6 separate regions of the Homo sapiens genome follow, and all the other regions are linked to region 1. Evidence: chromatin contacts called from ENCODE Hi-C or POLR2A ChIA-PET data. All regions are on one chromosome and are shown on one strand. Each heading gives the region's core, a stretch centred on a gene start or an enhancer-like site at or near the end of the contact. The rest is flanking DNA. Distances are from core to core; before and after follow the strand shown.

Region 1 (3,850 bases), core at 495-2,994:
AAAAAGGTTTTCTCCAGATCATTTTTACATTTAATTATTCAGTCTGTTTTGACTATACCTTTAAGAATTAAGTAAATATAACTTTACTTCTACACACTATTAGTCAATGTACCTAACACAATTTATTGAATAAACCAGTCCATTCACAACAACATCAAAAGTACGTACATTTCCCAATGTAAATTAATACAGCCATGATGGAAAATAATATGGAGATTCATCAGAAACTAAAAATAGAATTACTATATGTTCCAGCAACCCCACCGGTGGGTGTATAGCTAAAGGAATTGAAATCAGCATGCTGAAGAGATAACTGCACTACCATTCACTGCAGCATTATTCTGCATTGGATACGGAAGCAACCTAGGTGTCCAGCATGTTATAAGTGGATAAAGAAAATGTTACATATTATATATATTATGTATATAACCTTATACACATATATATATGTATATATAAAGGAATACTATTCACTTTTTAAGAAGAGGAAAATCGGCCGGGCACAGTGGCTCGCGCCTGTAAATGCAGCATTTTGTGAGGCCAAGGTGGGTGGATCACCTGAGGTCAGGAGTTCGAGACCAGCCAGATCAACATGGTGAAACCCTGTCACTGCTAAAAATACAAAAATTAGCCGACGTGGTGGCGCATGCCTATAATCCCAGCTACTTGGGAGGCTGAGACACAAGAATCGCTTGAACAGGGGAGGCAGAGGTTGCAGTGAGCTGAGACTGTGCCACTGCACTCCAGCCTGGGTGACAAGAGCGAAACTCCGTTTCAAAAAATAATAATAAGTAAATAGATTTTTAAAAAATAAATAAAAAATAAAAATAAAACAAGGAAAATTCTGTCATCTGTGACAACATGGATAAACCAGGAGGACATTATGCTAAGTGAGAGAAGCCAGTAACAGAAAGATAAATACCAAATACCACATAAGTGGTATTTGTGGAATCTAAAAAAGTCTAACTCTTAAGAGGCAAAGAATGGTGTTTACCAGAGACTGAAAAATGGGGAAAAGGGAGATGTTAATTAAAACAGTACAAAATTTCAGTTAGTCAGGAGAAATAAACTTTGTTAATCGATTGCATAGAATAGCAACTACATAAATAATGTGTTGCATGTTTCAAAATTGCTAAAAGTAGATTTTAAATGTTTTCACCACAAAAAAGTGAGGTGATGGATTTAATTAGCTTGATTTAATCATTTCGCATTGTAAACATAGATCAAAACAGCATATTGTACCCTATCAGTATATAAAACATACAATTATTATTTGTCCATTTTTAAAAAGTTACTTTTCTCATACCTTATAACAAGACTGGACTTCCTCAGGGGACACAGAGCAGAGTCCCCGCCCTCGGGAGCTCATAACCGATCCCCCACGCTCGCCCTCGCGGCCACACTTTGAAAGCCCTCCCCTACCGGCTCTACACTCAAACAGCCCGAGGCTTCGGGCAGCCTCGAGTTCGGATTCCACTTCTCAGCCTTCTGGGGTCACTGAAACCCTCAGAACTCCGAGGACAAGTCGGACACGCCTTCGCCTCAGCCATCTTCGCCAGCGCAATAAGTCTCTGTGTCTTCACACTCCTGGTAGAGGGAAAACTAAAACCTCCGGGAGCCAGCGTCCGGCGGTGCCTGCAATCTAACCGGGATTTGGGGTTCCGAGCCACTTTTCCCACAAGCCACCGCGGTCATGGAGCTTTAGGCTTAAACTACATTTCCCAGAGGGCAACGGGAACACCCAATCTATGGCTTCCCTTCCGTTTTCGCGTGGTTCTTTTGCAAGGTGGGTTGAACTCATTTCAGTATATAACAGGCACAGAGTACTCGCAGGGAGGGCTCTGGGCAATCAAGTTACGTTGGAGCCCAACCTAAACCAGCCGGGGTGGTGGAGGAAGCCCTTTAACCGTGGAAGCCTCTAGTGTGGACGGCCAGTTGTTATCGGAATCTCAGGCCCGTGGGTGCATGAACAGCAGAGGAGGGTATTTGAGTGCGCACGTGAGAGAATGTTGTATATGTCAGATGGGGAATGTTTGAGAGTGTGTGACAGAGAAACTGCGTGTGAGAGGCTGGGATGTGCCTCCTTGACGGTGGGTGCGGTTGTGAGGCTGTGACAGGTGAGTGAGTGGCTGTGCTTGCGTGACGGGGATATGAGGTGCTTGTCCTTTTCATGTACGTTGATTGCGGTGGCACTGCGGTGTCACTTTGAGTCTTGGCTGTAGGTTCCCGGCTGCTGCTTCTCTCCTCCCTCCTCACAGCTGCTTGCGGCTGACACACACAAAAAATGTCTGCAAGAGGGAAGTTGGATACTGAACTCTACATCAAGTTTTCCAGCAAGAAGGCATTGACTTGCTGTGAGATTGGAAACGCCTGGGAGGTTATTTCTTTGTGAGCTCTGAGAGCGAGCTACCTGTCTCAGAACCTCGTCTTTCCCAGAGCTCTGACCCCAGGAACCTGCTGTGAACTCATACCCAGATTCCAGCCTCTCTCCTACCTCCATGTGTTAAAGTGTGTGAACAGGGAAGGCGTGGAGGGTATTGTGTAAGGAGGCATTCCGTGCTTCAAGGAAAGGCCTGATAACTCATGATTTTTTTCTCCCTCCCTGGTCCTGCTATTCCTCAAAAGGACTCTAATGAGGAGGAAAAAAATTCTTTCACATCTAAAACTCAATGTTTAGGCTAGTTGGCTTTTTTCTTTCCTAAGGTTACTGGTTTTAGAGTATGTTTTACTTCATCTGAAATGTGTCTGAATGTCCTAATACCAATCTGCTTTCTTTCCAGTAGATGTTGGGAGCCATTGAGCTGAATCTCATTAACGTTCTCATATTTGGCCGGGTGTGGTGGCTCACGCCTGTAATCGCACCATTTTAGGAGGCCAAGGCGGACGGATCACTTGAGGTCAGGAGTTCGAGACCAGCCTGGCCAACATGACGAAACCCCATCACTACTAAAAATACAAAAATTAGTCTGGCGTGATGGTGCATGCTTGTAATCCCACCATCTTGGCCAGGCTGGTCTCGAACTCCTGACCTCATGATCCACCCGCCTCGGCCTCCCAAAGTGCTGGGATTACAGGCGTGAGCCACCGCACCCAGCCTTATGTGGATTATTTTACTTCATCTTCAGACTATTTTATATGCTAAATGACATTTTCTCCCAATTTACCAATGAGACTTTAAGACACATTTTATTAAGTATCAGAGCTTAAATCTGAAAGTCATATCCTAAAAGACTAACAACAGAATTTGTATTAGTTACTTCAAGAGACCACCTCTTAAATATTACTTTTTTTTTTTTTTTTTTTTTGAGACAGAGTCTCGCTCTGTCGCCCAGGCTGGAGTGCAGTGGTGCGATCTCGGCTCACTTGCAAGCTCTGCCTCCCGGGTTCAGGCCATTCTCCTGCCTCAGCCTCTCCGAGTAGCTGGGACTACAGGCGCCCGCCACCACGCCCGGCTAATTTTTTGTATTTTTATTAGAGACTGGGTTTCACCGTGGTCTCAGTCTCCTGACCTCGTGATCTGCCCGCCTCGGCCTCCCAAAGTGCTGGGATTACAAGCATGAGCCACCACGACCGGCTTTTTTTTTTTTTTTTATGACAAAGGCTTGCTCTATGGCCAGGCTGGAGTGCAGTGGCGCAGTCTCGGTTCACTGCAACCTCTGCCTCCTGAGTTCAAGCAATTCCCCTGCCTCAGCCTCCTGAGATCCATTATATCATTATTATGTCTTTGCATCCTCATAGCTTAGCTTCCACTCATAAATGAGAACATGTAATGTTTGGTTTTCCATTCCTGAGTTACTTCACTTAGAATAATGGTCTCCAACTCCATTCAGGTTGCATCCAATGCTGTTAT
Region 2 (3,850 bases), core at 436-2,935, 1.7 Mb after region 1:
GGTCTTGAACTGATCTCAGGTGAACAGCCCACCTTGGCCTCCCAAAGTGCTGGGATTACAGACGTGAGCTACCGCGCCCTACCAGTAGTATGGTTCTTATCATCTCCATTTTATAAAAACAGATTTTGTGCCTACACAGCTGGAAAACAATTTTTTTAATTGCCGCTGTGCTAATGGAATTCCTTCTACCTACTGTGAAATCATTTCTTTCCATTTTTCTGTCTCAGGATTTAGGGAACTGTTCTGTACGCCCTCCTCCCCAGGCAGCACTGCAGAGATTTTATAAATAACTTCTCACGTCTTTCTCATAGTTTTGAGTGACAATATGGATTAAGAATCCCACCTTGGTGAGGAAAAAGGATAGAGATCGCAGAAGGTGAGAGAAGGCGGGGTAGAAGCGAGGAAGAGTTGGGGCAGGTAACACTCTGGACCGAACCCTCGAAGGGACCTTAATGACTCAGCGGGGGCCAGGGCAGTGAGGCTGCAGTGAGCTATGATCGTGACGTCTAAAGGCGATAGAACGGGGGTTAAAATATAGCAGGACTAGGCTGTGATTTACAGAAGCAAAATGCATTTCCACGGGTGGGAACCAGCGAGGAACCCCCGAATTGCTCCAACGCTGAGGGTGGAGCCGGGAAAGCAGCGAGGAGAAAGTGGGAGGGGCCGTGGCTAAAGGGGCGGGGGTTAGGGGACGAGGCATGGCAGGGAACAACCTGAGGGGACTGGCCGGGGGCTGATGTCGGGGCCACAGTTCTCAGGACGGGACTAGGGGAAACCTAGGAAGCCTGGAACTGGGGTAGACATGGCGAGCAGCTTCTCACCCGGTTCTGCACCGTCTCCTCGGAGGCCGTCGAGAGTCGCGTCCGCCGCCGTAGGCAGATTGGTGGGGCGGGGGGCGGGGAGGACTGGCCCCTCCGCGCCGGAACTCCCGCCATGACAGAGGGCAGCTTCTCCCCTGCATCGTTCCGCGCATAGCCTCCGGACCCTACGGCCGCCATCGTCACGCCGGAGGCGGGCGACCGTTACATCCCCTAACCGCCGCTGCCGCCACCGCCACGACCCACTGGAACAGCGAACAGCCGCGGGAAAGCCGGCGCCACCGCCTATTGGACGCGACGGGCCCGGCCTAGCCAATCGCAGGGATGCCGGGCGGCGCTTAGAACCAATGGGGGCGAAGAGGCGGAGCGAGTGCCTGGCGGGGCGGGGCCACAGCCAGTGTACTGGATGCCTGATTAAGCGTCATGGGGTCTTTCATCCAGACTGCGTTTTCATTATTCGCTGAAACATACAGGTTTTAATTTTTACGAGGCTAAGGCCACGGCCGCCTCACCTCGGTTTTTGCCGCCACCTAGAGGAACTATGTGCGCCCCAACGGTTGCCCGGATGTAGGCGTAGGGTGGAGCCGTAAGAGATTGACTAGCCAGTTGATTTGGTTGGCGCAGGCTCAGAAACGCCGTGACGCCGCCCTTCCCCCCAACACGTGATGAAAGTCGGGGTGACGAAGGGCCGGCTTTGCGCAGGTGCACAGTACTCGCTATGGCCCATTCGTCACGTGACGAGGGCGGGACTGTGGCACTGTGGAGGGGCGCCTAGTAGGCAGGCGCTCTCAGCTCTCTCCCCGGTACGTGACGAGACTCCACGGACGTCACGTGAGGCAGGCGGCGAGCGCGGGTGGGGCGGGGTTAGGCGGCGCTCCGCGAGAACCAAAGTGCAGCCGCTGACCCGGCAAAACTCAGCGGGGGCTGGATAGCCATGCCCAAGTACTGCAGGGCGCCGAACTGCTCCAACACTGCGGGCCGCCTGGGTGCAGACAACCGCCCTGTGAGCTTCTACAAGTGAGCGCAGCGCGGGGCGGGGCTTGAGGGAGGCGGGACCCTGAGAGGGGTGGGGCCCGAGCATTAGTGCTGCTGTGCGGGGCTTCTGGTCTTGCTTGAGGGTGTTAGGAAGTGGGGTTAAACCATGAGGAGATGGCCTTCCTGGCAGTGTCCATTGCACATACAAAGGTGCAGGCGTGGGAAACAGGAGTAGACGATTGACTACAGATAGCGAGCGAAGCGAGCCGAAGAGTGAAAGGGATGTAAGAAGTGAAGTCGGTGCAGGCTGTTAGAGAGCCTGCAGATGCCCACTTGCCCTCCCCACGCATTTGAGCCATCTGAAACTCAGAGCATCCGAAACTGAGCTTGCGATCGTGTCTCCCCAAAACCTTCCAGTCTGTCTTATCTTAGTAGCGTGCTTCATTCTTCTTGTTGCTTAGGTTTAAAAAATGTCATCCTTACCTCTTTCGTCATACTTGGGAAAGTCAGAATTAGCTTCGACTGTAAAAGATCTGTCTCCTTATTTATCTGGCTGACATAAGCCAGTTGGTGGAAGAATTACTAGGAAAAAACATTTCTTTGCTTTTTTTTTTTTTTTTTTTTGAGACAAGATCGCTTTGTCGCCCAGGCTGGAATGCAGTGGAACGATCACAGCTCACTGCAACCTCGACCTCCCGGGCTCAAGTGATCCTCCCACCTCACCCTACCAAGTAGCTGGGACCAGAGGCACGCGCCACCATGCCTGGATAATTTAAATTTTTTTTTTTTTTTTTTTTTTTTTTTTTTTTTGCCAGGCTTGGTGGCTCACGCCTGTAATCCCAGCACTTTGGGAGGCCGAGGCGGGCAGATCACCTGAGGTCAGGAGTTCGAGACCAGCCTGGCCAACATGGTGAAACCCCGTGTCTACTAAAAATACAAAAATTAGATGGGCGTGGTGGCTCATGCGTGTAATTCCAGCTACTCCGTGGGCTGAGGCAGGAGAATCGCATGAATCCAGAAGGCAGAGGTTGCAGTGAGCCAAGATGAGGCCACTGCAATCCAGCGTGGGCAACAAGAGTGAGACTCCGTCTCAAAAAAAAAAATTTTGTTTTTAAAGAGAGAGATGGGATCACCCTATGTTGTCCAGTCTAGTCTCAAACTCCTGGGCACAAGCAGTCCTCCTGCCTCGGCCTCCCAAAGTGCTTGGATTACAGGCGTGAGCCACTGCACCCAGCCAGGAAAAAATATTTCTCTTGGACATACTGCAGATGTAAAGTGGCAGAATTCCCATCCTTTGAGTGTCTACTGCTTTCTTAGTAGGAAACTTTGGTTGTCTAAAGTCAGAGATGATCACAAACTTTGCTGTTTGAAATCACATCAAGTAAGAATGAAACATCTCACTTTTGCTTGGAGGAGCTAAGTCACTTTGACACAGAAAAGCAGTCCCTATTTACAATCCAGGTTTGGAGCTTCAGATAAGGACACAATATTCTACATCTATGTAAACTTTATTGCATCTGAGAAGACAAACCCTGGGCCCACTTCACCATCCGGACCTGATATTGATCCCTTTACACACAGTTCTGATTTGCTTTGAGGCAATCTGAACACTGCTTAGTTTACATTTCACCTAAAAAATAACTCTGTTTGTTGAGACTCCCTCACAAAACAAAGGCCCATAGGGCCTATGGCAGTGGTCCCCAACCCTTATGGCACCAGGGACTGGTTTTGTGGAAGACAGTTTTTCCACGGATGGGATAGGGTTGGGGGAATGGTTTTGGGATGAAACGCTTCAGATCATCAGGCATTAGATTCTCATAAAAAGCGGGCAACTGGCCAGGCACAGTGGCTCATGCCTGTAATCCCAGCACTTTGGGAGGCCAAGGCGGGCAGATCACGAGGTCAGGAGATCGAGACCATCCTGGCCAACATGGCGAAACCTTGTCTCTACTAAAAATACAAAAATTAGCTAGGTGTGGTGGCACATGCCTGTAATCCCAGCTACTTGGGAGGCTGAGGCAGGAGGATCACTTGAACCCAGGAGGCAGAGGTTGCAG
Region 3 (3,850 bases), core at 828-3,327, 1.4 Mb after region 1:
GCCCCTAGTGTCAGAAGGCCTCAAAACTTAGTCAAAACGAGGCCAGGTGTAGTGGCTCAAGCCTGTAATCCCAGCACTTTGGGAGGCTGAGGCAGGCGGATCACTTGAGGCCAGGAGTTTGAGACCAGCCTGGCCAACGTGGTGAAACCCCGTCTCCACTAAAAATACAAAAAATTAGCTGGGCGTGGTGGTGGGCACCTGTCATTTCAGCTACTCAGGAGGCTGAGGCAGGAGAATCCCTTGAACCTGGGAGGCTGAGGTTGCAGTGAGACAGTATTGTGCCACCACACTCCAGGTAGGGTGACAGAACAAGACTTTGTTTCAAAAAAAAAAAAACTTAGTCAAAACAGAGAATATGGAGGAGCTATTTTAATAATTCTTTTTATTGTTTTTTTAATGGAGTGTTGATTTCCTTACATAAATTTAATTGTAAACATGTACATAGGACCGTGATTTTGAATTAAAAAAATACTTTGGGCCTTCGGCCTTCTTAGTAGTTTTTTTTGTTTTGTTTTGTTTTCGTTTTTGTTTTGATACGGCGTCTTGCTCTGTCGCCCAGGCTGGAGTGCAGCTGCACGATCTTGGCTCACTGCAACCTCCGTCTCCCTGGTTCAAGCGATTCTTCTGCCTCAGCCTCCCGAGTAGCTGGGACTACAGGTGTGCGTCACCATGCCCAGCTAAATTTTTTTGTATTTTTAGTAGAGACGGGGTTTCACCATGTTGGCCAGGCTGGTCTCAAACCCCTGACCTCAGGTGATCCACCCGCCTCGGCCCCCCGAAAGTGATGGGATTATAGGCGTCAGCCACCGCGTCTGGCCACCTTCTTAGTAGTTATAAAGTAGCTCAGATTTTTCATTTATCTCCTATTTCATGCATATCCTATTGTTTGCAAAATGAAACCAGATTGCCGAGGCATTTTCAAATATCTTCTAAAGTTTTATATTCTTAAGGAAAGAACAAATTCTTTCATGTATTAACTAATATATCAAAGAATTTGGGATACAGAAGATGCCTCAGGGTGGTCCCTGGTGGGCTTATCCCATTTCTTTCCTGAAGGAACGCAGGACAGGACAAATTCAGTCTCATTGGAGACAGACCTCTCCAGTTAGTCTTTTTCTTTTGAAACGGAGTTTCGCTCTTGTTGCCCAAGCTGGGGTGCAATGGCGGATCTCAGCTCAATGCAACCTCCGCTTCCCGGGTTCAAGCGATTTTCCTGCCTCAGCCTCCTGAGTAGCTGGGATTACAGGCGCGCGCGACCACGCCCGGCTAATTTTTTGTATTTTTAGTAGAACAATACATTCACAACTGCAGGAGATACGAGACACACACACACACACACACACACACACACACACACACACACACAGAGACAGAGACAGAGTGGGAGAAAGGGAGAGGGCAGTGAGCACGAGCGACCTTTCTAGGTTTACGTCCTGCTCCAGGTTCTGGTGGGCTTTGAGAGTATTTTCATTGCATGCCTGATGTGTGCCCACACCTTGCTTGGGTGTATGCAGTGAGTAACTGGTAGGTGTTTAGTACACATATTAGGCATCTGCTGGTGCCAAAACTTCTTTCTAAATCCTCCGCGGCTGAGCCTGGTGGCTCACGCCTGTAGTCCCAGCACTTTGGGAGGCTCAGGCGGGAGGATCTTTTAAGCCCAGGAGTTCGACACCGGCTTGGGTAACATAGGGAGATCTGGTCTCTATAAAAACTTAAAAAATGAGTTGGGCGTGGTGGCGCGCGCCTGCAGTCCCAGCTACTCTGGAGGCTCGGGTGGGAGGGTCGCTTGAGCCCGGGAGGTCGCGGCTGCAGTGAGCTCTAATCACGCCACTGCACTCCAGCCTGGGCGACAGAGTAAGACCCTGTCTCAAGAAAATAAACAAATAAAAGTCTTCCTCAGCGACAAAAGCAAACGCAAGCCCGAGCTCGCCTCAGCCCCACGCAGCGCGGAGGGCCTTCCCGCCCCGAGCGCACCCGGGGCTCCGGCCCCCGCGCATGCGCACTCCGCGCAGCCCGTTGGGGCTGGAACCAGTCCCTCCCATCGGCGGACTACATTTCCCACAGGCCTCCGCTCGCAGTTCTTTCCGGCTTCGCTGCTGGTGTCGGCTCCGAGAGGTGAGTTGGTCGCTTGCACCGAGGCAATGGGCGCGGGGGTGGCGCGGGGGCGGCGCAGACCTCAGTGTGAGCCAGGAGGCAGTAGCTGTGGAGTTTGTGGCGCTGACTGGGCGCCGGGTGCCCTGTTGCGTCCTCTGCCTTCTCGCTTCAGAGCCGCCCAGGTCCAGCGGCCCGGAATGGCTCCGAGTTAGATACAGGAACCCCGGAGTGAATGAAGGCCCCCAAACAAAAAGACGCAGTCTGAAGAACTGCAGATTGCACAGCTTTACCCGAGCTCCCTCCCATGGAAACTGCGGGGAACTCGGAGACAGATCCCAGCCCCGTCTTCGTGTACCTGGCCTTTCGCTCTGATACGGGAAAGGGTCAGCTTTATTCCAGGCTCCCTGTTATTTCCATCGGGTTTTGCGCGCAGTAGACGGAGGGAGCAAGTGCGCTAGCGGGGGTGTGTCCTGCTCAGCCAAGGCCGGCTCCAGGAAAGGCCCGCGGTCTCAAGATTCCCGTCTCCTTTCCCAATCCTGCTGTTCTTTAGGAAGGCAGCGGGGAGAGGAGGAAATGATTGCTGTTGCATATAGACAAGTCAACATCCAGATGAGTTTGTGTTTCCGTTTTGTTCCATGAAGTGTAATTTTTATTTTTTCTGGGCGTGGGGGCATTTGCTTTCCTCTTCTGTGGAATGAAAATCAGCTCGGACTGAACAATGAAGCAGCTCTGTCATTAATCAGGCTAGGAAGGAAGAGACAGATAAAGCCAGTTGCAAAATTAATAGAAAACATGATTTCTCCCCAGGTGGTGCAGTAGTTGTAAAATGGCATAATGACTCCCTCTTTGAGAGATTACAGTTTTCTTACCAGTGATGTTCTAGACTTGCTTTGCTGTTTTCATTTTATTACTGGGGATACCCTCTTGATTACACTCATGATTGCATTCAATATCTCATTAATCCCTGCCTCTCCTAATCTCACCTCGGAAACAGCAGCCATTCCAGATTGCAGCTGTCATTAGATCCTCCTTAGAATCTTTCAGCTGGAACTCAACCGTTTACGAAAGAGCTTTTCTCGTCTCTCTCGTCCATTCTATTCCAACCCTTCCTGTGGAATTTTCTCCCTTTCTGCCAGTCAATAGATATGATTTTGTCAGACTATGCGGGCTTGTTCCAGTTAATCTTCAGCTAGTTAGACTTTAACCCCTGAAATGTCCTGTCCACTGACCTGGTGCTTTGGCCTTCCTTCCCAGTGAATGATGGGGTGATGAAGGTAGATTCCAATTCCTACCCCTTTCCAGTAGGTTTGTTTTGTTTTGTTTTTTTTTGTATTTTTTGAGATGGAGTCTGGGTCTGTTACCCAGGCTGGAGTGCAGTGGCACGATGTGCTCACTGAAACCTCCGCCTCCCGGGTTCAAGCAGGATTCTCCTGCTTCAGCCTGCCAAGTAGCTAGAACTACAGGGATGAGCCACCGCACCCGGCCTCCAGTAGGTATTGACATGAGCATTTGGCAGTAATTTAGTTTCTCTTATGAGCTGCCTCTTTCTAATCATTTGGATGGTCTGGAAGTAAACCTCCTGAAGAGAAGCTAACTGCAGAGCTTTATTTTGTTACTTAAGTTTTTTTTTTTTTTTTAGAGACAGGGTCTCACTCTGTCCCTCAGGCTGGAGTGCAGTGAAGTGATCTCGCTCCCTGCAGCCTGGACCTCCCTGGCTCAAGCGATCCTTCCACCTCAGCCTCTTGAGTAGCTGAGA
Region 4 (3,850 bases), core at 594-3,093, 1.3 Mb after region 1:
TTTATGTATATGCATATATATCTACATATGTATATAGGTAAAACCAAACTAAGCATACATGATAAACTGAACCATTTGCTATATTAATAAGACAAAATTAGGAAGATTTTTCCAAAGAGTAACAGAAGATTCCAGGTTACTTGATAAGTCCTTTTAGGCATTTGCTAAGAAAAAAAAAATCAGCCGGGCGCAGTGGCTCATGCCTGTAATCCCAGCACTTTGGGAGGCCGAGGTGGACGGTTCACAAGGTTAGGAGTTCAAGACAAGCCAGGCCAACATAGTGAAGCCCCGTCTCTACTAAAAATACAACAACAAAAAAATTACCCGGGCGTGGTGGCCGGCACCTGTAATCCTAGCTACTCGGTAGGCTGAGGAAGGAGAATCGCTTGAACCTGGGAGGCGGAGGTTGCAGTGAGCCGAGATCGCGCCACTGCACACCAGCCCGGGCGACAGTGCGAGACTCCATCTCAAAAAAAAAAAAAATCAGGTCCTGGAAAAATAAAGCATTTCAGGAACAAAGAGAAAACTTCAAGGCACCTTAAACATGGCTTTTAGATATCACAACCGTTATTTCCTCTCCTCTGGGGAACCTCTCTTGGAGGACAGAAATGAGAAGGGAGACAATACACCTCCCCTAGGGCCCAAATGACAAGGCCAGAGCTTACTCTGCGTTCCCCTCCCCCGCCATGGGAGGGCTATCAGAGGAAACTGGGGCTTCCAACTCAAAACTCAGTGTCATAGAAAAATCCCCTTTACTATCACGGGGCCGAGCTGTCTTCTGCTCTCACATATGACTATGTGTGACATTTGGTCAAAGACACACAAACACAGTCTCAACTCCACGCACACCCAATGCTTCACAGTCACACACCCACCACTGTACACAAAGTCACAAGCACCCACCCTCCATACTCCCACACAAGGACACAGAGTCACAACTACATAAGTACAAAGCTCCCTATATCTGCACACAAACGAACATATGGTCACAGAGTTACAATCACACACCCACCGCGGGCACACAGTCACAGCTAACCCACACCCTCACACAGCGTTACACAGTCACACAATAACAGTCCTAACACAGGGACTCACGGGACACCCGCAGAGTCCTCCCCACATCCGTACACAAGGTGTCACACACAATCACAATCACACACACACTGTGCTAGGACATACATTCACAAAAACACAATTTCACAACCGCCCTTCTCGGCGCGTTCCGCCTGAACAGACTTAATACTCAGTCTCAACCTCCGCACCGGATTCCAGACGCTTCACCTCCAACCTCCTCCTGATCCTGTAGTCTCCGAGCCGACCCGCTCAGAGGCCAGCACCTGGGTCGCGTGCAGCTCTCCCCCGAGCCGCGGGAGTCGCGAGGGGAGGGGCCGAGGGCGCGGCGCCTTCTGGGAAATGTAGTTCAGCGCCACGCCCGCGATGAGCAAGATGGCGCCCGGCTTGAGCCCAGCCAAAGGGATTACCCTCATTCCCGAACCGTGTCTGAGAGTCTCCTGGGGTTCCTGGCTTAGTATCGCACCGTGGCTGTTACATAAAGTCAGCACAGCGTGTTTAAGCTGATGTTACACCACTACCCAATCCCAGGGATAGAGTAAACTAAGACTAAGGCCTTACACCCCTGCCCCGGCCAGGGAGACAGTCCCACAAGCTCTGGCGGAGGAAAAGTTCGCGCGAAAAGCTGACTCAAACCGCTGAACCTTCTGGGAAATGTAGTCTACCCTCAAAAGAGTGGCACGGAGGACGGGCCAAGATCTCTCGATTCCGTCCGGTTCTGAGTCGGGGCCTGGCCCAGCCCAGGAGACCTCTGGGAGCGCTGCCCGCGGAAGGAGTGCGCAGGCGCGGAATCTCCGACTTGCCATGGTCGTCTTTGTCTGCCGGTGAGTTGGGTTTCGGCCCTGTGGGACTTGGGTTTCTGGACACTGAAACGGGCCAGGGACGCTGGAGGGGAGGATTTGCAGTGCCTGCGACGGGGCTGGGAGTATGGAGGGGAGGAATCGCCTTCTATGATGTGCGGTGATCCGAGCTTGTGTGGCTGGGGGCAGGGGTACAGTTCGGGTGGGTTCGCGGGTGGGTGACCGAGAGTGTGAGGGGGTGTTGAGGGTGCAGAGTTAGTGAGAAACTGGTTCCAAGTTTGTGAGGATGGACGGATGGCTTTGTGAGGTAGTAACCTCTAAGCCTCACTTTTCTCATTTCTAAAATAATAAAGATGCGTTTTCTGGAAAATAGGAAACGGAAAAGGCTAAGGAATTGAGCGGATAAGTAATTTTAAAGGTGATTTTTTATATAAAAGCAGACCTATTGTGGAGTAGAAAACAAAATCAGCATTACCTTTCCATTATTTTTTTAAAGAGGCAAGATTTCGGAAAAACTTGTTACTGGGTGCCTGTACACCCAGTAGGCATTGACTTTTCTTAATACTTTGGAGAAACTTTGGTGCAGTTGCTTGGAGAAACCCTGAACTAAGGAATATCTTTAAGAGGTAGTTTCCAATAGCGCAGACGGCACAGAATTTGGAAGCTACTTGTCCTGCCTTTAGCGCAGAGGTCAAGAAACTCCCTAGTTCGTCAGTGAGGGCAGCAATCTCACTCCTAATTTAATCAGGGTTTCCCCAGCCTTTTGTAAATATAGGGGAAATTCTTTTCTTGTGTATACAAAGATAGAAGTATCCTATCTTCAAGTATCTTGTCACACTTATTCTTAACATATCAACATATTCAAGTATCTTGTCACACTTATTCTTAACATATTTTTCAATAAAATAAAAAAGTAACAGGGTTAATAGTTTTGAAATATACAGAAAAAGTAAAAGATACAAAGAAGACAGGACTTAGTTTCTGCTTTTCCCCTAACTATTGGTGTTTCTAAGTTTCTGGCCTTGATCATCTAAGTACTCCTATCAGCAACAACATTACACTGCCATCCATGGCTTCATCTAATACAGATGACTAATAAATGTCTGTTTCTGCTGGAGGCTTGTCCTGAGCTCCTAATCCATATTATCTAATTGCCCAATGTGCAGTCCACCTGGAAGTTACAGGGAACTTCAAGCTCTTTATGTCTAAAGGGCTCCTTCTTCCTGCAGTCTGCCTCCATCTATTTCCCCTCTGTACCTGTTTCAGCAATTTATAGCACTGTCTAGCCAGGTTCTAAGGCACTTACATCTTAGAGAAGGCTTCTAAGTAAGTTTGATCCTTTGATTTGTTATATCCCATTACAAATTGTAAACCAAGGTTTCTCAGCACACATAATCATAAATGTATATGTTTGCTGAATCAGTGAATGAACAGTCAGCCCTCTGTGTCTGTAGGCTCTGCTTCCACGGATTCAACAAACATGAATCATAACTGTTGTTAAGCTTGCGATGGTTGTATCTGTACGTGTACAGATTTTTTTTTCTTGTCATGATTCCCTAAACAATACAGTATAACAACTATTTACCAGACATTTACGTTGTATTACGTATGATAAGTAATCTGGAGATAATTTTAAAGTATATGGGAGGATGTGCATAGGTTATATGTAAATATACTTCCATTCACTTTATTTTTATTTTTTTGAGATGGAGTCTCACTCTGTCACCCAGACTGGAGTGCAGTGGTGCAATCTCGGCTCACTGCCACCTCTGCCTCCTGGGTTCAAGCGATTCTCCTGCCTCAGCCTCCCAAGTAGCTGAGGTACAGGTGTGTGCCACCATGCCCAGCTAATTTTTTTATTTTTAGTAGAGACAGGGTTTCACCATCTTGGCCAGCCTGGTCTCGAACTCCTGACCTCAGGTGGTCAGCCTGCCTCAGCCTCCCAAAGTGCTGGGATTACAGGCGTGAGCCACCATGCC
Region 5 (3,850 bases), core at 570-3,069, 1.2 Mb after region 1:
ATGGAATGTACACACAAAACCATGATAAATAACAATTAGCACAGACACATTCAGTTTCCTGTGATCTTACCTACTCCACAAAGCCACAATCCTATGGATCCTACATGACATTCACAACCCTGTTGAGCCCATCTTATAATTCCATACAAACATAGCAAAGCAAACTCAGAAACTACTTACTCCAGTTACACAATCTCACACACACAAATCACAACTAATCATTCTAAAAGGCTTATCAGCTTCTTGGAAAGTTAAATGTAAACTTACCAATTACCCAGCAACTTTTCTTCTAAATATTTGCCCAGGAGAAATGGAAACGTGCCAGCTTTATTCGTAATGTATAAAACCTGTAAATATGCCAAATGTTCAACAACAGAAAAATGACTACACAAATTGTGGTATATTTGCACAATGGAGTGCTGTTCAGAAAAAGAAAAATGAACTACACATGAAATCTCACACACATTAGGGTAAACTAAAGGAGAAATATGGAATTCCGGAACTGACAGTTACAGTGACACAAATCAGAACTATGGCTGTCTCTGCTTTGAAACTGACTGGAAAGGACACCAGCAAACTCCGGTGGTGCTGGTGTTGTAAACCAAAAATAAAATCCTAAGCACACCCAGACCATCTTGAATGGACCCCTCCTCTTGGCCAGGGCATTCCTAACCTGAAAAACTAGTAAAGCCATGATGGAAAGGCGGGGGTGGGCGGGTCGGACATGCTTCATTATACCCTCCTCCATTTTGGAATTACTGATAGAAAAGACCCCAAGTCTGAAAAGAAACATTTACAATCTATTCTCTGTGAAGCGTGCTACCTGGAGACATTCCTAAGTCTTACGTCAATAACTCTTTCAACCCATTGCCAATCAAATAATCTTTGAATCTACCTATGACCTGGAAGGCCAGCCACCTTCCAGCTGTCCCGCCTTTCCGGAGGGAATCAATGTACATTTTACATGTATTTGATTGGTGTCTCATGTTTCCCTAAAAGGTATAAAACCACATATATCCCGTCCACCCTGGGCACAGGTTCTCAAGATCTCCTGAGGGCTGGGCCACCGGCCATTGGTCACTCATATTTAGCTCAGAATAAGTCTCTTCAAATACTTTAGAGTCTGAGTCTTTTCGTCAACAGTGTAAAACACGCCCTAAGGCAGACACACACACACTGAACCGCCGCTACCTGCCAGATTCCATCTGGGGCCTTTCTCATGGTGCAAAACGGACAAAAACTCCAAGTCACCCTCAGGTTTACGACCACGGGTCACATCCTGAGGCCCCCACACTTAGAAGCCAGAGTGGAGCAAAACCTCGCCCGACTCAGGCTCCGAGTTCTCCCCTCGACCCTCCCCAGCCTAAAGGCTGTACCCGCTTCAGGCCTTCCCAGCCCGGCCCTCCAGTTCCTTCTTCGGCCTCCCTCAGCCTGGGGTCCGGGTTTCCTCCTCGGCTGAGCAGCCGGGTCCGCGACTCCCTTCACCCTCCCCGGCCCGGGCTTCCGGTTCTTTCCAGAGGTGAGGCAGGGGCCACCTAGAATTCCGCGGCCCCCCACCTCCCCCAAGACCACCCTCGCCCCAGCTTCCTGTTCCCCATTCTGTCCTCCCAACCTGGGTTCCCGATTACTGCCTCGACTTCACCTTGCCGTCAGGGACCACCAGCCGCCTCTTCCGCGCCTAGGGGACGCGCAGCGGCAGCCTCTGCTGATGGCAAGGGTCTGCGCACCCGGAAACTCCAGGGTCTGGGGCGTGGTGCGGCCCCTGCGGCCAGCGGGCTCCGCTTGAGCTTCAGGGCTCTTTCGTTGTTGGACTACGTTTCCCACAGGCCTCAGGGCCGCGGATGAACTTCGACCTTTGCTTCCTTTTCCGGTGTTGTGGTTATTGAGTTAAGCCTGGCGAGTCGAGGTGACCCGGGCCGGGCTGCGGGAGGAGCTCGCGGTGAGGTGGCCCCGCGCTGCCGGGCGAGGTCGGTCCACGTGGAGCCGGGAGCCTGAGGCCTCTGTACGCGGGAGCTGCGGACGATGGTGGTTAGTGCTATTGTTTACGACGTCATTGTGGTGTGTGTGTGTGAGAGACGGAGACCCTAGTGTGTGCCGTGGGTGCTGTTTGATCGGACTCAGGACGGTGAGTAGGGGCGGGGTCTATCGTGTGACCCTGGTCTACGGTGACGTGATCGTGTGACAGCACTGTTGTGACCAACTATAAGTGTGAACGGGGTAGAAGTGTTTTTTTGTTTTTTTTTGTTTGTTTGTTTGTTCGTTTTTTTCCGTGAGCCTGTAGGAGTTTGTTTTGGGTAAAGCGTCATTTTTCCGACTCTGTGATGTCTGTGATGGAATCTCTTCGTGAGGTCTTATACACACACACACACGCATATAGATAGATTACATAGATGATATATAGAAGATAGATAAATGATAGATAATAGATAGATAGATAGATAGATAGATAAGATAGATAAATGAAGTTTCCTGGGAAGACGTGAAGGGGAGGGCATAGGTGTAGTATTCATTCCTGGGATAACTCCCCTTGCATGAGTTTGGAGGCCATTTATACATTAAAGAACTACAGTATTTCCTGAGCTGTGTTCCCTAGAAACTGCTAGGCATTGGTCGTACCTTTTTCTCGGATGTGGGGAGGAGTCGACAGTATTCTAGTTTCCCTCTTCGATCTGGGTGTGTTTGTTGTGTGTGATGGGCTTTTCTGGTGGTGAACACTGTGTTCTTATTTAACCAGTCCAGGATGTCATGAGTCCTTTCTCCCTCTTGGTTATGTAGTTCTGCAAGTGAAGGCCCCCTGAAGTGGAAGACAGCATTGGTACTAATGGCCAACTCAAGGTTAGTTTTTTTTTTTGTTCATTTACCTGGTCCCTTGGTTTTCTCTTCCCAATTAACAACAGGACCGTAGAGATGGGTCCCCTTGTCCTCCATTGCCTTTCCAAATGCCCATTTCCCTTTCATTGAATATTCACATATGCATTAGGTAAATCATTCAATTCTCCCATGTGCTTCTTTTTTTCCAAAGGATTTTTATGGTATAGAAATACAACTCCTGGAGGAGAAGTTAAAACTTTTTTTTAGAATGTAATTTGTTAAGGAGGAGACGAGTGATTAAGTAGAATGGCACACTAGATACCTTTGATCTTATTTACAGACTTGATTTGCAAACAAAGCAAGATAGGAGATGGTAGGTATTAATCAGTAAGTGACAAAGTTGGCTTTGGAGACATTTAGGAGTGGGAATATGATAGGAGTTTTATGCAGAGAGGCTATGTCAACAAGGGCAGGGAGTTTTTCCAGAACATTCATGAGGGGATTTAAGTGGTGACAACCAAATCTTCTTTGAGATTTGGCAGTGTGACATTGGTGTAGATTGTGAGAGGCAGCCTGATACAGTGGTGTCTGAGTCTAAAGCAGCACAGTCTAATGCAAATATAATATAAAGCCACTTAGGTAATTTAAAAATTTCCATTAGACACTTTTTTTTTTTTTTTTGAGACAGAGTTTCACTGTTATTGCCCAGGCTGGAGCGCAATGGTGCGATCTCAGTTCACTGCAACCTCTGCCTCCCAGGTTCAAGTGAGTCTCCTGCCTCAGCCTCCCAAGTAGCTGGGATTACAGGCGCCCGCCACCATGCCCGGCTAATTTTTGAATTTTTAGTAGAGAAGGGGTTTCATCATGTTGGCTGGGCTGGTATCGAACTCCTGACCTCAGGTGATCCACCCACCTCATCCTCCCAAAGTGCTGGGATTACAGGCGTGAGCCACTGCGCCCGGCTTTAAACACATTTTAAAAAGAAAAAGAAACAGCTGAAGTTAATTTTGGTAATGTATTTTATTTAAACCAATATATC
Region 6 (3,850 bases), core at 509-3,008, 1.2 Mb after region 1:
AGTTTCACTCTTGTTGCCCAGGCTGGAGTGCAATGGTACAATCTTGACTGACCGCAACCTCCACCTCCCGGGTTCAAGCGATTCTCCTGCCTCAGCCTCCTGAGTAGCTGGGATTACAGGCATGCACCACCATGCCCGGCTAATTTTGTATTTTTAGTAGAGATGGGGTTTCTCCATGTTGGTCAGGCTGGTCTCGAATTCTCGATCTCAGGTGATCTGCCCACCTTGGCCTCCCAAAATGCTGGGATTACAGGCATCAGTCACTGCACCAGGCCCGCAAAATAACTATTTTAATTACTACAGTGAGACTGGACTTATTAAAAATCTATCAAATACTTTTTATTATCTTAGCAAGCCTAAGGGAGTAGGAAACCTCACTCATATACAAGTGTTGAAAGTGGTAGTTATGCCAGGCACAGTGGCTCACACCTGTAATCCCAGTACTTTGGCAGGCCGAGGGGGCGGGGGGAGGGGATCACTTGAGGTCAGGAGTTCAAGACCAGCCTGGGCAACATGGTGAAACCCCATCTCTACTAAAAATACAAAAACTAGCCGAGCGTGGTGGCACAAGCCTGTAGTCCCAGCTACTCAGGAAGCTGGGGCAGGAGAATCACTTGAACTTCAGAGGTAGAGGTGGCAGTGAGCAGAGATCATGCCACTACACTCCAGCCTGGGCAAAAGAGCAAGACCTTGTCTTAAAACAAACAAAAAACAACAACAAAAGTGGTAGTTATGGTAAAAAAAAAAAAAAAAAAAAAATTTCCTGCATGTCCCCAATGGAATGCTATTCATTTCAACATACTGGTTTTAGTTAATATGGTGTTTCCAGGAAATGAATCTGGGAATTATGAAAATCATCTCTTCCCCTCTGATACTGTTATCTCTATTTTATTTGCTAAATTGCTACTTAGTTACAGTTTTGGAGGCAGGCTTAATGGCTACTATTCAGATAATCAAGTCTTACATAACCAACTAGCCATGGTCATAACAGAGTTCCTCAATCATTCAAATATTTAGGTCACTAAGGCCACAAAACCACCAGAAGTAACAGTAGGTTACAAACACATGCAGAGTCACAGTCAATCAAACATCCTTCAGAGAACCACCAACCTACAGGCCCCACTTGTCATTCACAACCTCAGACAGCAGCTAACACGACTCCAGGCAGTCACAACCACACCTACAAATCACTTGCAATTCTCCACACTCAAAGGCAGTCTCAAATGCGACTCACACCTAATCTAAAAATAGACACACGCAGAGGAAACCTCGCGCAGCAACACTACTCCGTTCACTTTTCACACACAATCGGCCACAACATCCCAAAGAGAGGCAAGCACCTAAAATGCAGCAGGTTGGGCGCAGGAGGCCACCCCTATTCAGCGCGCGCCCGCGCGCGCGAACACACAGCGCCCGCTCCGCGCGGGGACCCGCCGCCAGCGATGGCGCTTCCGCGGGATCAGAACGGGCAAAATCCCCCTTCGCGGAGCTCGCTCCGGGTCACCCTCAAGGTCACGCCCATGGACCACGCCCGAGGCCCGGCTCGTACAGATCGGAGCGTCTGGATACCGCGGTCCCGGTTTCCTCCTCAGAATTTCCAGGCCCGGCTCGGACTCTTGGTTACCTCCCTGGCCTCCCCACCCGGTTCCGCGTCCTTAGACAGCTCTCCCGGAACGGAGCTCCCAGTGCCCTCCTTGGCCTCCTCAGCACCCCTGGCACCCACCAAGCCTCACCCCCGGCCCAGGGTGAGTCGTCTGCGCCTGCGCACTCGCGCGTGGGCCTGAGCTCCCAGGAGTCTCCGGGGCGGCCCGTTAGTCGCCGCGCGGTGCTAGCTGCCGGCGCTCCCCTCCGTTTGCACCCACGGCCGCCCTATTGCGGCTGGCACTACGCTTCTGCCAGGACCCCGGCTCCCTTTTCCGTTGACCTGGTGTTCGTTTTCCATGTGGTGAGTTGAGGTGACCCGGGTCTGGATGCGAGAAGAGCTCACGGCAGGGGACCTGGGTTCATGGGACGCGGAGAGGGTTTGTGGAGGCAGAAGCCCCAGGCCTGTGTGCAAGTCACCTGCTGGGGAGGGAGACTGTGTGATTGTGTTTGTGTGTGCCGTTCTGTGGCTGCGTCCGTGTGTGGTGGTGTGAGTGGGCGCGCCTGTGATGGTCCCGGGGGGGCGGGGGGTGTGCACAGCAGGGGGTGTGTGTGCACAGCAGGTGCACAGCCCGGGACAGCCCTGACTGTCCCCGATTGGGCCCGCGGGACTGAGTGGGGGCGGGGCCGTTTGTGTGACGGCGCTGAGCGGTGACTATGAATGTGTCATGCTGTTATCAGTGATCCTGTGACAGCGCTGTTGTGACCCACTGGAGACTGTGATCAAAACTGGCCTGGTGCAGCTTTTGTAGAGTTTGATTTCTGCAGTTCTGGGGCTCAGGAATACGTGGACAAGGTCCCCGTATGGCTCGATCTGTGTCTGTGAAGACTCTGAGACCTTCTGTTCTAAAGCATGGCCCCTGTCGCTTTCATAATGCATAATACACAGTGGCATGCAGCCTCGCCAACCTCTGGGGCCAATTTTAAGTTACGTGGTTTCTTGGAGTTTGTTATACTGGGATTTCTTTCACTGCCTCAGTCATTTCACCTTATAACCACGTTGCACAGTGTGCAGTCAAATGGCTATCGAAAAGAAAGTTGGATATTTGAGATCCAGAATGAAGTTTCCAACTGAAAAAGCACAGCCTTGTGTTTCACATGGACAAGGCTGTGTTCTGATATGCACAGCCTCGTGTTTGATATGGAGATGTTAGAGCTGGAATTGCTCCCAAGGCAAGGTTCTGGGAAGATATGATATTGAGGCCCCAGGAGTAGGATTCGTTTCTCCAAAGATTTTGTGTGTGTGTGTGAGATGGAGTTTTGCTCTTGTTGCCCAGGCTGGAGTGCAGTGGCGCAATCTCGGCTCATTGCAACCTCCGCCTTCCGGGTTCAAGCAATTCTCCTGCCTCAGCCTCCCGAGTAGCTGGGATTACAGGCATGCACCACCATGCCCGGCTCATTTTTGTATTTTTAGTAGAGACGGGGTTTCACCATGTTGGTCAGACTGGTCTCGAACTCCTGACCTCAGGTGATCCACCCGCCTCGGCTTCCCAAAGTGCTGGGATTACAGGCGTGAGCCACCGTGCCTAGCCAAAAGATCCCTTTTGGAAGCTCTGTGGGGGCAAGTTGAATATTGCAGATCCACAGCATTTTCATAGCTGTCTAAAGGAAATTATTGTGAATACAGAAACATTTCAGTCCCAGGCTTTGGTGAACCTGACTTTTCTTTATGAAGGGAAGAGTCAACAATATTCCAGTCTTTCTCATACTTCCATCTGGTCATATTCAGCATGGGTTATGGAAGCTTGCCGGTGGTGAAGAATGTGTTCTTATTTAGCCTGTCTGGGCTCCAAGAAAGGCTGAGTATATTGTGATTCCCTTTCTTTCCACATTTTGCTGTATTCCAAGAGAAGAGCTCTGAGAGAAGAAAAGCATTGTAGTTGCACATTTTAAAGCAAAGCTGGAGGTCATTTTGATTTTTTTCTTTGTTTTATGAAATGCATTTTTGTTTTTCAGGATGTGGAATAACTTCATTTGAAATGCTCACCAAATAGTGACTTATCTATTTACCTGGTCTCTAGTCCTTCTCTTCCCAGTTACTGATGACATTATGAAGACAGATCTCCTTCTTTCCAGTACCTCATCAGATGCCCTTCCTAGAGTTAATTTTCATATAACACCTTGACAGTATGTTCACTTCTCCTGTGTGCTCTTTTTGTTTAAGCATTCTCATGACATAGAAATAGTCTGCCTTCACACGGTGATTTGT

Evidence for each region. A loop is a pair of places that touch in the nucleus more often than their neighbours do. ChIA-PET counts read pairs that join two places held with the same protein, here RNA polymerase II (POLR2A). Pooled maps may share reads with other maps.
Region 2: a loop to region 1 is called in a map of naive thymus-derived CD4-positive, alpha-beta T cell, with 30 times the contacts of the local background. The contact joins the promoter of THAP8 here to the promoter of ZNF573 in region 1. A Hi-C loop is called at or near these places in 1 of 168 maps with a recorded cell type or tissue (naive thymus-derived CD4-positive, alpha-beta T cell), 1 of 37 single-sample maps with no recorded cell type and 12 of 50 pooled maps. POLR2A ChIA-PET finds 5 or more read pairs at or near these places in 2 of 52 experiments (HCT116 and activated naive CD4-positive, alpha-beta T cell).
Region 3: a loop to region 1 is called in a map of CD4-positive, alpha-beta memory T cell, with 32 times the contacts of the local background. The contact joins the promoter of ZFP14 here to the promoter of ZNF573 in region 1. A Hi-C loop is called at or near these places in 1 of 168 maps with a recorded cell type or tissue (CD4-positive, alpha-beta memory T cell), 2 of 37 single-sample maps with no recorded cell type and 10 of 50 pooled maps. POLR2A ChIA-PET finds 5 or more read pairs at or near these places in 1 of 52 experiments (OCI-LY7).
Region 4: a pooled map shows a loop between it and region 1 (13-fold over the local background). The contact joins the promoter of ZNF260 here to the promoter of ZNF573 in region 1. A Hi-C loop is called at or near these places in 1 of 37 single-sample maps with no recorded cell type and 11 of 50 pooled maps. POLR2A ChIA-PET finds 5 or more read pairs at or near these places in 1 of 52 experiments (Panc1).
Region 5: a loop to region 1 is called in a map of naive thymus-derived CD4-positive, alpha-beta T cell, with 22 times the contacts of the local background. The contact joins the promoter of ZNF529-AS1 here to the promoter of ZNF573 in region 1. A Hi-C loop is called at or near these places in 1 of 168 maps with a recorded cell type or tissue (naive thymus-derived CD4-positive, alpha-beta T cell), 3 of 37 single-sample maps with no recorded cell type and 7 of 50 pooled maps.
Region 6: a loop to region 1 is called in a pooled map, with 12 times the contacts of the local background. The contact joins the promoter of ZNF382 here to the promoter of ZNF573 in region 1. A Hi-C loop is called at or near these places in 7 of 50 pooled maps. POLR2A ChIA-PET finds 5 or more read pairs at or near these places in 3 of 52 experiments (B cell, activated CD4-positive, alpha-beta T cell and naive thymus-derived CD8-positive, alpha-beta T cell).

Annotation. Positions count from the first base shown.
Region 1 is chr19:37,777,480-37,781,329 of GRCh38, reverse strand. It overlaps ZNF573 (zinc finger protein 573), which reads left to right and starts at 1,744. Exons shown (of 5, transcript NM_001172690.2): 1 at 1,744-1,786. RefSeq lists enhancers at 930-1,592, 1,451-1,800, 1,507-1,801, 1,593-2,256.
Region 2 is chr19:36,052,120-36,055,969 of GRCh38, reverse strand. THAP8 (THAP domain containing 8) reads left to right here and starts at 1,685. Exons shown (of 4, transcript NM_152658.3): 1 at 1,685-1,835. The coding sequence starts at 1,753. It overlaps WDR62 (WD repeat domain 62), which reads right to left and starts at 1,073. Exons shown (of 32, transcript NM_001083961.2): 1 at 822-1,073. The coding sequence starts at 998.
Region 3 is chr19:36,377,428-36,381,277 of GRCh38, reverse strand. ZFP14 (ZFP14 zinc finger protein) reads left to right here and starts at 2,077. Exons shown (of 5, transcript NM_020917.3): 1 at 2,077-2,115. RefSeq lists a silencer at 1,881-1,970.
Region 4 is chr19:36,526,264-36,530,113 of GRCh38, reverse strand. ZNF260 (zinc finger protein 260) reads left to right here and starts at 1,843. Exons shown (of 3, transcript NM_001166037.2): 1 at 1,843-1,895. RefSeq lists enhancers at 1,116-1,315, 1,127-1,835, 1,466-2,095, 1,836-2,546.
Region 5 is chr19:36,571,318-36,575,167 of GRCh38, reverse strand. It overlaps ZNF529-AS1 (ZNF529 antisense RNA 1), which reads right to left and starts at 1,819. Exons shown (of 5, transcript NR_173348.1): 1 at 1,613-1,819; 2 at 268-347. ZNF529 (zinc finger protein 529) reads left to right here and starts at 1,876. Exons shown (of 5, transcript NM_020951.5): 1 at 1,876-2,028; 2 at 2,776-2,835. The coding sequence starts at 2,822. RefSeq lists an enhancer at 1,730-1,819.
Region 6 is chr19:36,603,221-36,607,070 of GRCh38, reverse strand. It overlaps ZNF382 (zinc finger protein 382), which reads right to left and starts at 1,758. Exons shown (of 5, transcript NM_032825.5): 1 at 1,724-1,758. It also overlaps a transcript of ZNF529 not described here. RefSeq lists enhancers at 1,307-1,366, 2,347-2,486 and a silencer at 1,727-1,786.